3 separate regions of the Homo sapiens genome follow, and regions 1 and 3 are each linked to region 2. The links are chromatin contacts, found by Hi-C or POLR2A ChIA-PET in ENCODE. All regions are on one chromosome and are shown on one strand. Each heading gives the region's core, a stretch centred on a gene start or an enhancer-like site at or near the end of the contact. The rest is flanking DNA. Distances are from core to core; before and after follow the strand shown. Region 1 holds the start of PSMB5 (proteasome 20S subunit beta 5). Region 2 holds the start of RNF212B (ring finger protein 212B). Region 3 holds the start of AJUBA (ajuba LIM protein).

Evidence for each region. Hi-C counts contacts between places; a loop is a spot of excess contacts on that map. ChIA-PET counts read pairs that join two places held with the same protein, here RNA polymerase II (POLR2A). Pooled maps may share reads with other maps.
Region 1: a loop to region 2 is called in a pooled map, with 3 times the contacts of the local background. The contact joins the promoter of PSMB5 here to the promoter of RNF212B in region 2. A Hi-C loop is called at or near these places in 1 of 168 maps with a recorded cell type or tissue (mesothelial cell of epicardium) and 2 of 50 pooled maps. POLR2A ChIA-PET finds 5 or more read pairs at or near these places in 2 of 52 experiments (activated T-cell and naive thymus-derived CD8-positive, alpha-beta T cell).
Region 3: a pooled map shows a loop between it and region 2 (2.8-fold over the local background). The contact joins the promoter of AJUBA here to the promoter of RNF212B in region 2. A Hi-C loop is called at or near these places in 1 of 50 pooled maps. POLR2A ChIA-PET finds 5 or more read pairs at or near these places in 2 of 52 experiments (HEK293 and activated T-cell).

The regions. Positions count from the first base shown.
Region 1 is chr14:23,033,169-23,036,897 of GRCh38, forward strand. PSMB5 (proteasome 20S subunit beta 5) reads right to left here and starts at 1,732. Exons shown (of 3, transcript NM_002797.5): 1 at 1,516-1,732; 2 at 200-506. The coding sequence starts at 1,713. RefSeq lists enhancers at 1,458-2,657, 1,458-2,127, 1,912-2,206.
Region 2 is chr14:23,236,101-23,239,940 of GRCh38, forward strand. It overlaps RNF212B (ring finger protein 212B), which reads left to right and starts at 1,836. Exons shown (of 15, transcript NM_001282322.3): 1 at 1,836-1,955. RefSeq lists a silencer at 1,526-1,890.
Region 3 is chr14:22,980,742-22,984,829 of GRCh38, forward strand. AJUBA (ajuba LIM protein) reads right to left here and starts at 1,810. Exons shown (of 8, transcript NM_032876.6): 1 at 520-1,810. The coding sequence starts at 1,525. AJUBA-DT (AJUBA divergent transcript) reads left to right here and starts at 3,583. Exons shown (of 3, transcript XR_007064074.1): 1 at 3,583-4,079. RefSeq lists enhancers at 859-1,824, 1,825-2,790.

The DNA of each region.
Region 1 (3,729 bases), core at 482-2,981, 200 kb before region 2:
CATGCCACTGCACTCCAGCCTGAGCGACAGAATGAGACACAGTCTAAAAAAACAGGAAAAAAAAAAAGAGAGAAGGAAGGGCTAAGGACCTAATTACACTTCTTCAGCATTGACACCAAGCCCTTTAATTCATCTGTCCATCCAACCCCTCCTCACTGTAGTGTCAGCCCAAGGATCATGTGGTTGCAGCTTAACTCACCAGGGCCTCTCTTATCCCAGCCACAGATCATGGTGCCCATGGACAGCCCCATGCCTTTGTACTGATACACCATGTTGGCAAGCAGTTTGGAGGCAGCTGCTACAGAGATGCGTTCCTTATTTCGAAGCTCATAGATTCGACATTGCCGAGCCAACAGCCGTTCCCAGAAGCTGCAATCCGCTGCGCCCCCAGCCATGGTGCCTAGCAGGTATGGGTTGATCTCTATCACCTTCTTCACCGTCTGGGAGGCAATGTAAGCACCCGCTGTAGCCCTGGAGTCAGCTGCAACTATGACTCCATGGCGGAACTGTTAAGATCAGAGGAAAACACAAAACAGGCCACATAAGACCACAAAAACACTCCTACATACTTCTTTTTGCATCAATCCAAACCCAGCACATCTCTTTCTCCGTCCTTTTATACTTCACAGTATACTTCTATACTTCACCATATATTAATGTCACCCGAGCTTCACATCAATCCCTTGACATGGATATAACCCATATTAAATTCATTTTATAGGATGGGCGTGGTGGCTCACTCCTGTAACCCAGGCATTTTGGGAGACCAAGGCGGGAGGACCGCTTGAGGCCAGGTGCTGGAGACCAGCCTGGGCAACACAGGGAGATCCATCTCTACAAAAAGTAAAAAAACTTAGCCTGTCGTGGTGGTGTGTGCCTATAGTGTCAGCTACTCTGGAGGCTGAGGCGCTGGAGCCACTGCACTCCAGCCTGAGCGACAGCGAAAAGCCCTGTTTCAAAAAAAAAAAAAAAACAAATCATTTTATAGATGAGGAAACAGGTTCAATGAAATCAAATGATTTCTCAATCTAGAGCTAGTTATTGCAGAGCTGGGCAAGGAACCCCAAATGTCTGATTCTTAGTACAATGCTTACCCTCACCACGCTTCCCCTTCATGCCAGTTTCAGTTACCCCTGCCTTGAGGGGCCGCCCAGTTTCCAAAACTTTGGTAAACGTTTACAATAGCCTTCCCTCGGCCAAGATTCATTGTTGTTGCGGCCTTTCCCAGCTAGAAGATCCTGAACAGCAGCAACCTGGGGTCGCCTAGGAATCAACCCAAGAGGCCTCACCTTCCTCCCCCGACTTACCCCCGGCCCCACCGCCACCCTTTCCAACCAGAGCAAAGACAGGGGCCTCCTGGGCCAATGAGACAGCAAAACTGCTGCGGTCCGAACGAGAGGACCCAGCCTCCGCCTGGGTTGGTGGCCAAGGCCACCGCAAACTCCGGTCAGGCTGGGAGGCCAGGCAAGTCGCGGGCGTTCAGTACTCAGCCTGGCAAGGGGGCTGGCTCCACACCTTGAAGGCCAGGGTGGTTGTTCCATGAAGCATTTCGATTCCTGGCTCTTCTGGGACACCCCAGCCTGGCGCGGCCAGGCTCAGACCATCACTGAGACTCCCTGGACCTAGATCCAGCAGATCTGCACGACCCCCAAGTCCGAAAAACCCGCGCTGGTTCACCGGTAGCGGTCTCTCCAACACGCTGGCAAGCGCCATGTCTAGTGTGGGCAGAAAGAACTAATTCTGAGAACGCCTAGCAAAGATAGGCCGGGCAACGCCTCGCCGTCACAGCTTCACTTCCTATTAAATCTATTCCGGAATGGAGCCATTTTGACTGCTGGCAAGCACGCCTCCAAAAAGAAGAGCCAGATGCGAAAGACCATTTTCACTGAAGGGGGTCGGGGAAATAGATGGCTTCACTAACCTTAAATTCTAAAAGGACGTACCTGCCATCTTGGCTTTGGTCATGCAAGTAGTCCTGGATCAGAATAACCTCAAAATCACAGGAAGTGACTGAAAACGTCCATGTTGCGTAAGGGAAGTGAGGTCGGCCATCTTTGAGAAGGGCGTGACTGGTTGAAAATCGGTTCTGAACCCTTAGCGGTGAGTCCTCCCACTCCAGCCTGGTGTCCAAGCAACAGGTTACATCGCTGCTGCTTCAGCACCTTGTTAACGCGCCTGAGGTTGCCATCTTGTTTAAGGGCACCTTCTAAAATTGGGTAAAATAATGATCCATTCTGAGGCCATTTCCCTATATTAGTTAAACCACAGCAATTAGTGGTAAAACAACGCAACAAAATAAAAGTGCTATACCTCTTGTTGTCAGTCGCCATACAGCAACCCTTCTTTAACAGTAACCGGTTATTAATATCCAATATTCGTTCTCTTGACTCCTACCTTCTGGTGGAAATTCGAATAAGTAATGAATTGCCTAAAAGGCAGATGGAAGAAGAAAAAGCAAAGGGTCCAGTTAATCCACAAACTAGATTCTCAGTTCAGACCTGAATAAGTGTCAGTAGTAATTTACCATCTCAGAGACGGGAGGACGGTTGAGACTGCATAAATATGTACCAAGAGATTCTCTAACTTCAACTTGCTAAGATGATGCCTTTTATTCAGGAACATACTATATTTCATTGCCTCTTCCTCCCTCCACCCACCTTCATTTTTCAAATCTTTTGGGAACTATAACAAACCGGGAAGTGTGCATATGTATGAAATGTTGCCTCCTGCTTTATGGTTCTATGAAGTCAGTCTCTGGCCTTCCTTGTTGGATTCTAGCAGCAACATCTATCAACACCGAAATTCCACTTTCCTCTGATGCCCAGTTCGGCCCCATCTTTCCCCCAGCAGACTCTGCATATGCTGTATTGTTTTTGTTTGTTTGTTTGTTTGTTTTTTGAGACCAAGTCTTGCTGTGTCCCCCAGGCTGGAACACAGTGGCACGATCTCTGCTCACTGCAACCTCTGCTTCCCAGGTTCAAGCGATTCTCCTGCCTCAGCCTCCCGAGTAGCTGGGATTACAGGCGCCTGCCTCCACAACAGGCTAATTTGTGTGTGTGTGTGTGTGTGTGTGTGTGTGTGTGTGTGTGTGTGTGTTTAGTAGAGACGGGGTTTCACCGTGTTAGCCAGGATGGTCTTGATCTCCTGACCTCGTGATCCACCCACCTCGGCCTCCCAAAGTGCTGGGATTACAGGCATGAGCCACCGTGCCCGGCCTCACGCCTGGCTAATTTTTGTATTTTTAGTAGAGATGGGGTTTCACCATATTGGCCACGCTGGTCTCAAACTCTTGACCTCAGGTGATCCGCTTGTTAGCCAGGATGGTCTTGATCTCCTGACCTCGTGATCCACCCACCTCGGCCTCCCAAAGTGCTGGGATTACAGGCATGAGCCACCGTGCCCGGCCTCACGCCTGGCTAATTTTTGTATTTTTAGTAGAGATGGGGTTTCACCATATTGGCCACGCTGGTCTCAAACTCTTGACCTCAGGTGATCCGCTTGCCCCGGCCTCCCAAAGTGCTGGGATTACAGGTGTGAACCACTGCGCCTGGCCTATGCTGTATTTTTAATGCTGAAATTGGCAACCCTTTCCAAGCCCAATCATCAGAATAGAATTAAACAGGAGATCTTTGTGTTTCACACTTGGATGATGTGGAAAATGCGGAGTGCGTCTGTTTACTGAGCATATATTATTTTGCAGTCACCCCTGCAGTGCAACTAGTCTTTCTG
Region 2 (3,840 bases), core at 586-3,085:
TAGGACTCCACCAGCTTTCTATTAAGCTACATAGCAAGAGATTACAAAAATGTAAAAACGATGCCACTCTTCTCACTAAATTTTTCTTGTTTTGGAAAACATATTTTCCATAGATTATTTATATTAACATTTTGGCCAGGCGCGGTGGCTCACACCTGTAATCCCAGCACTTTGGGAGACCAAGGCAGGTGGATCATGATGTCAGGAGTTCGAGAGCAGCCTGGCCAACACGGTGAAACCCCGTCTCTACTAAAAATAGAAAAAATTAGCTGGGCGTAATGGCAGGCGCCTGTAATCCCAGCTACTCAGGAGGCTGAGGCAGGAGAATCGCTTGAACCCAGGAGGCGGAGGTTGCAGTGAGCCGAGATGGCGCCACTGCACTCCAGCCCTGGCGACAGAGTGAGACTCTGCTTCAAAAAACAACAACAACAACAACAAAAAGCAAAAAAACCCCAAACAACAACAACAAACAAACACACATTTAATGGGGTTTATTATTGTTTTCAAATAATATTTAAAAATTTCAAATAATAAATATTTTAAAATTTCTCACTTTTAATTGCTAATTTGGTAAATATTGGTAGATGCAATTTACATAAACAAAAGCTCTTTGGAGGGTCTTCAATAATTTTGTAAAGGAAGCCTGAGACCAAAAAGTTTGAGAACTACTACTCTAAGTGGATTCCTCAGGAAAAGCTCATTTGCATGCTTTTTGCCAGTGGCCTTTATACCTGAACACAATATAAGGGGATATAAATTTCTGGGATCATAGTTTCCGTGAAAATCTGGAAAATGTTGTTTCATTGTTATCTAGAATGCTTCTGTGGAGAAATCTGATGCCAATCTTATTCTGTCTCTCTCTTTTTTTTTTTTTTTTGTTTGAGGCAGTGTCTTGCTCCCTCAACCAGGTTGGAGTGCAGTGGCGTGAACACAGCTAACTGCAGCCTCGACCCCGTGGGATTAAGTGATACACCTGCCTCAGCCTCCCTAAGTAGCTGGGACTACGGGCACCCGCCACCACACCCGGCTAATTTTTTTTTTTTTTTAAAGACGGAGTCTCTCTCTGTCTCCCAGGCTGAAGTGCAGTGGCGCGATCTCGGCTCACTGCAACCTCCGCCTTCCGGGTTCAAACGATTCTCCTGCCTCAGCCTCCTCAGTAGCTGAGATTACAGGTGCGTGTCGCCACACTCGGCTAATTTTTGTATTTTTAGTAGAAGCGGGGTTTCGCCATGTTGGCCAGTCTGGTCTATAACTCCTGACCTCAAGTGATCCGCCCGCCTCGGCCTCCCAAGGTGCTGGGATTACAGGCGTGAGCCACCGCCCCTGGCCAAAAATTTCTGAATAAAGGTTGACTTTTTTTAATTGAAATTTGTTAGTTCTCAATTAATATCACACTGTTCTTTGTCCGCATCATTTTTAAATTTTCCTGTTTCCGATTTTACGCTATTCTTTCAAAGCACCCATTATTTTCATTTCATTTTAGAATATTAAGCAAAAGTTTTCGCCCACTTTATGACCACAATTTATATTGCGTTCTCATCGTTTATTGGAACATTAATTAGGTTTTATTTTCACCTTTTTGTTTCCACAGTAACATGTATGGGATTAGGTTACAGTGTTTATTTGTCCCCAATCTTTTAAGTGAGGTGAATTTTCCTGGGCTGCTGGGAAAAGTCTCCTACACCCCTCTCCCGCCACCGCGAGCCGCTCCTAGCCCAGTGACAGCCTCTGCGGGCCCCGCCCACGCCCCGCGCACGCCACGGAGCCACGCCCACTGATTTAGCATACCGCCAGGCCCCGCCCACACCTCTCACACCGCCTCGGCTGCGCCCAGCCTCTTTCCTCACCCGGTGCCAAGCCAGCTGTTTACTTTCCCGCCATGTCCAGCTCTTCGTGAGGAGAACTGGATGATTTCCTGAGATCTGAGGCTTTCTGGAATCACAGCGGCCAAGCGGGTAGGGAGTGTAGCCAGAAAAAGAACTGAGAAGCTTGAGACGGCTGAGGCCCCATCGCCTCTGGAAAGCAGGGGAATTTTGCCCTCAGGGTCGCCTTAATCACCCTGTTCACTGCCTTTTTTATGTTGGGCTCATCTGGTCAATTCAGGGGATGACATTGTTGCTGCCCTTAAACAAACCTGGGCATATAGAACGGGGCCTTTTCAGTGGTTTTTTAGACTCACTTGCTGGTGAAAGTTAGTGTATCACGATCGAACAAATAGGACAACGAAGCTCGTGGCACTGTGGGATGCGTTTGCGTTGAGCTGTTTATTCAGTACATTTTTTATCGTAAATCTTACGAAGTTTGTATCCCTCAGCGGTTACACACACACACACATCCTACGAAAAGTCCCGGTGCAGTGACTCCCGCCTGTAATCCCAGCACTTTGGGAGGCCAAGGAAGGAGGATCGTTTGAGTCCAGGAGTTCCAGACCAGCCTGGGTAACACAGAGAGGCCTTGTCTCTACAAAAAATAAAAATAAAAATAAAAAATAGCCAGGCGTGGTGGTGCTCGCCTGTAGTCCCAGCTACTCCAGAGGCTGAGGTGGGAAGATCGCTTGAGCCCAGGAGTTCCAGGCTGCAGCGAGCCCTGATCTGCCACTGCACTCCAACCTGGAGACAGAGCCAGACCCTGTCTCAAAATAATAATAATAATAATAATAATAATAATAATAATAATAATAATCCCACAAAGAAACCTTACAAAGTCACATTTACTCAGGTATTTAACAAAGTATATGAAATTGGTATTGGCAGAAAATACAGGCTATATGATTACCATGTCTAACACAAAAGTTATTTAATGTGGGAGCAAGAACTTTACATGGGGAATCAGGAGACCAATAACTAAAGATGGAACTTTCGACAAGTCATTTAATTTTACTGAATATCAGGTACCTCTTTTGAAAAATGTTGGGACTGAACAAACATTAAGTAATTTTTCAAAGTCCATATCAGATCTATGATTCTGAGTTTCTTTTTTTTCAGATGGAGTCTCACTCTGTCGCCCAGGCTGGAGTGCAGTGGCACGATCTTGGCTCACTGCAACCTCCTGGGTTCAAGCAATTATCATGCCTCAGCTTCCCAAGTAGCTGGGGTTACAGGCGTGCACCACCACACCCAGCTAATTTTCTTTTATTTTTAGTAGAGACGGAGTTTTGCCACGTTGGCCAGGCTGGTCTTGAACTCCTGGCCTCAGGTGATCCACCCACCTCGGCCTCCCAAAGTGCTGGGATTACAGGTGTGAGACACCATGCTTGGCCTGATTCTGAGTTTCTGCAGAAGAAAAGTATATTTCCTTCTGTGGAAGGAAAGTATACAAGCTGAGACCATACCATCATTCATCAGCCCTATTTCCCTTAGATAAAATGTGTCCCAAGTGGCTAATATGTGATCTTCTCTTTCTGGTTCACTACCTTCTCTTGGCTCCACTCTCACCATATCACAGGAAGTAGTTAAAAAAGAAATGGACGATTCATTTTTTGTTTTTATATTTTTAGGATTGTATTTTCTTTTTTCTTTTTCTTTTTCTTTTTTTTTGAGACGGAGTCTGGCTCTGTCGCCTAGGCTGGAGTGCAATGGCACGGTCTCAGCTCACTGCAACCTCTGCCTCCTGGGTTCAAGTGATTCTCCTGCCTCAGCCTCCTGATTAGCTGGGATTACAGGTGCCTGCCACCATGCCCAGCTAATTTTTATATTTTTAGTAGAGATGGGGTTTCACCATGTTGGCCAGGCTGGTCTTAAACTTTTGACTTCAGGTGATCCACCTGCCTCGGCCTCCCAAAGTGCTGGGATTACAGGCGTGAGCCACTGTGCTTGGCCAGGATTGTATTTTCTAATTACA
Region 3 (4,088 bases), core at 560-3,059, 260 kb before region 2:
GCCGCGCGGCGGCAGCCGCCCCGCCCGCGGGCACCTGGAGCGCCCGGGCAGGAGTCGGCACGCACGCGGCCAGCCTGCCCCGCCCCCCCACCCGCGCATTCTCCGAATTCCTGCGGGCGGAGCCTGGGCCCGGGTGGGGGCGCGGCGCGCACAAACCTCCAGGGGCACCGCCGTGAAAGGGGGGAGCAAGTTGGGGGGGATGCGCCTTCACTGCCCCACTTGGTCCCTTCCCTACGAGGCCTCCTGCCGCAAAAAACCGAGGTTCAAATGCTTGAGAAACGGACTCACGAGATACCAGGGGGGTTGAATTTAGCAGAAATAAGGAGCCCTGGTTCATCTGAAAACTAGCAGGAAGGGGACAGTGCTCTGGGGCCGCCCCCATCCATCCCTCTTGCTTCTTTCCTAGTCCCGCGTCTTCACCTCGGACCCCGGGGCACCGGCACTTTGGGCCGTCGGGGCAGTGGAGAACCGAATACCGTGACGGGTCCCTTCCCGTCCCTAACCACTTCTCTCACTCACCGAAGTAGTCCTCCCTGGCCTCTGGCTCCCGCATCCGGGCCCGGGCGGCCTCCGGAACGAAAGGACCTGGTGGCTCCTCCAGACCCGACGGCTCAATCCCCGAGGGTTCTCCGCGGGCTCCGGCTTCTCGCCCACCGGTGCCCACCGTCAGGCGAAGCAAAGCTGTTAGCTCGTCCTGGTACCGGGCGCCCACGGCGCAGTCCCCGTAGCCGGTCACAGAGTGTCGTCCGGGTTGCGCCCCCCGTCTCTCCAAGGGCCCCGCCGCTCCCACTCCGGCCCCGGCTAGAGCTCCAGGGCTGCCCAGGGCCGGGGGATACGAGTGGCGGCTTTCCTGGCAGCCGAACCCCGCGGGCCGCTGAGCGTACAATCGGTCCAGGGCGGCGTGGAGCTCCGGGTAGGCGGACGGGACCCCTCCGGGAGAATAGCCTGCCGGTGCTCCGGCCAGGGGTGGGCCAAACAGGCACGGCCCCGCTGGCAAGGGGCTCCCGTGGCGCTGGTCGTAGCCCATGCTGATGCCGCTGGTGCGATTGCTGCAGGGCCGGCTACCTCCAGCTCCGCCAGCCCCCGCCCCGTCCAGCAGCAGGCTGCCCCGGGGGCTGGACGGCTTGCTCGCGTCGCTGGCCGAGCTACTGGCGAAGCTAGAGCGGGGGCTGAGGGCCGGGGCCGTGGGCTCCAGCCGAAAATCGGGGGGCAACGACTGAGGTAGAGGCAAGGCCCGGGTGGGCGGCGGCCCCGCGGGAAAAGAGCCTTCGTAGCGCGGCGCCTCAAAGGAGCCGCGCTGATTTCGCTCAGCGTCCAGGGAACCTTGCTCCCGGGCCGGCTCCAACGGCTCATCCCCAGGTCCCCCAGTAGCTCCTCGGGGCCCTGACTTCCTAGGTCCCCCCAACCCACTTAGGCGCCCCTTGCCCGGCCCGGGGGTCCCGTCAGACCCAGACCGGCTAGATTCACCCTTTCTGCGGCCGAACTTCTCCAGCAGGCGACTGGCTTTCTCTCCTAACCGCTCCATGCCCTCGGGCCTGGGGCCTCTCGCCCCCTCCCCGCCTGGCACCCTGCGGCGTCTCGGCGGCCGGTTCTCTTTCCCTGCAGCCGGACTCTGGTTCCCCAGGGGCACAGGGGAGGCACAGGGGCTTAGCGGGCGGCCTGGATGCCCTGCGCCAGGAATCCCACAGCATCCCCCAGCGGGAGGGGCTGCGTCCCCCCGCGCATCTGGGGCTGAGCGGGGCTAGCAGGGTCTCTGGCCGCGGCTGTCCAGTCCGCAGGTCTATCTGTTCACGCGTCGACTCGCCCGACTGCCCCACTCTCCCCGGCCCCCGCCCCCCTAGCTCTCACGCTAGCCACAGACCGAACTTCTCTCCCAAACTTTTGTCTGCCTGGCCGGATCTACTTTCCTAGGGGGGCGGAGCGCGGTGTGTGCGAGAGCGCCGGGGGTGTCCGCGCAGGGATAGCTGGTGTGCGTGCAGCGGAAGGCGCTAACTGCCCTGGATGTGGAGACCCGCGGACTGGACGTGAGAGGCGGGCAGGGGCAGTTGGGGCAGCTGCCCCTACAACACTGAAGAATTGGAATAGGAAAGAGTGTGGGGGTAGGGGACGGGGACTCTTTGTCTGCAGTTGGAATGCGCGGAGGGGCATGGTGGAATGTGTCGCGTCCCGGGACCGGACGACAGGAGGCATGTTCTGCGCTAGCACCGTGACTTTGTTCCCAGCGTGGGGACTGTGGGAGAGATGGAGAGAGACTGGTACAGAAATGGTGAGACAAGGAGAGAGCCATAAAGAGGAAGACAGAGAGAAAGAAGACAAATGCATAAAGAGGTTCAGAGACGTGTACGTAAAGATAGCCCTGAAAGGCGACGAAGCCCACAGAGAGAGGTGGAAGAGGGAAGAGGTAGCGAAAGAAAGGGAGAGCTGAGGAGCAAAGAGGAGTGTGGACGATGCAGAGACCGAAGGGTGCGCAGACAAAGGAAAGGACAAGCTTGTCCAGAGAGAATGAGAGACAAACAGATAAACTGCAATAAAAAGGCACCACCTTCTGGACCCAAAAGTTTTGTGATTTGTAAAAGCAGTGAAAAGGAGTCAGGAAAATGGGACTAATCTCTACTTTGAGAGGGAGGGAAAGAGATATAGTGTGTATGTAGAAGCAGTGAAAAGGAGTGAGGAAAAGGTTTGGGACTAATCTCTACCTTAAGGGTAGGACAGTTAGAGGGATAGACACCCCCTGGTGTTGGGAAATGAGATTTTTCTCATTTCAGGTGACTGTGGAGATCGAAGGCCTGGTTTTAGGGCTAGCGAACACCTTCTCCCTTTGGTTTTGGTCCACAGAAGACTGGTGATACAGAGTAAGTATTAAGAGGAAGAAAAGAAATGCCGTGTAGAGGAAATTGCAAATGAAAATGATCAGGATGGAAAAGAGGCTGATATTGACTATTTTAAAAGGATCAAGAATAAGGAAAAGAAACCCTGGCTGAAGCAGCCGGGCGCGGTGGCTCACGCCTGTAATCCCACCACTTTGGGAGGCTGAGGCGGGCGGATCACTTGAAGTCAAGAGTTCAGACCAGCCTGGCCAACATGGTGAAGCCCTATCTCTACTAAAAATACAAAAATTAGCCAGGCGTGGTGGCGCACGCCTATAGTCCCAGCCACTCGAGAGGCTGAGGCGGGAGAATCGCTTGAACCCGGGAGACAGAGGTTGCAGTGAGCCAATATCACGGCCACTGCACTCCAGCCTGGGCGACAGAGCAAGACTCCGTCTCAAAAAAATTCTCAAAAATAAATAATAATTTTTTTTAAAGAAACCCTAGATGAAGCTAAACATACCTAATTAAATACCAGCCAACGGCCGGGAGCGGTGGCTCACGCCTGTAATCCCAGCACTTTGGAAGGCAGAGGCGGCGGGATCACGAGGTCAGGAGTTTGCAACCAGCCTGGCCAGTATGGTGAAACCCCGTCTCTACTAAGAATACAAAAATTAGCCGGTGTGGTGGCGTGCACCTGTAGTCCCAGCTACTTGGGAGGCTGAGGCAGAAGAATCGCGTGAACCCAGGAGGCGGAGGTTGCAGAGAGCCGAGATTGTGCCATTGCACTCAGGCCTGGGCGATAGAGGGAGATTCCGTCTCAAAAAAATTTTTTAAAAACCAGCCAACTACTTTTGCCCAGACTAAAACATCAGGGGCAAGGGGTGGAGGAAGTAGAATGGAGAAGGAAAATGACTCCTTTGTATTTAGATAGTAAATGAGTATGAAAATTATATGCAAACAAGTCATGCATATTATTTTCATCTCAACATTTTGAACACCTTTTATAATCTTAGTGTAGCCTTAGGGAATGTGGAAAGAAACGAGGTTAATATCTTTTGGGAAATTAATTTGTGCCAAACTATTTGGCTTCTTCGTCCTAGTTGCATTGTCTCCCTGACCTCATCTCCCCTGAGAATCAGCCTCTGTTTCCCTGGTCAAGGCCACGGCTTTTCTCTGATCCTGAGGAGAGTTTCCTACCAGAGTGGAAGCAGGGAGGACTGAAAGCACTAGGAACAGAGGGGAGCTATCGGATTGCATCTAGAACCTGCTGTGAGCAAC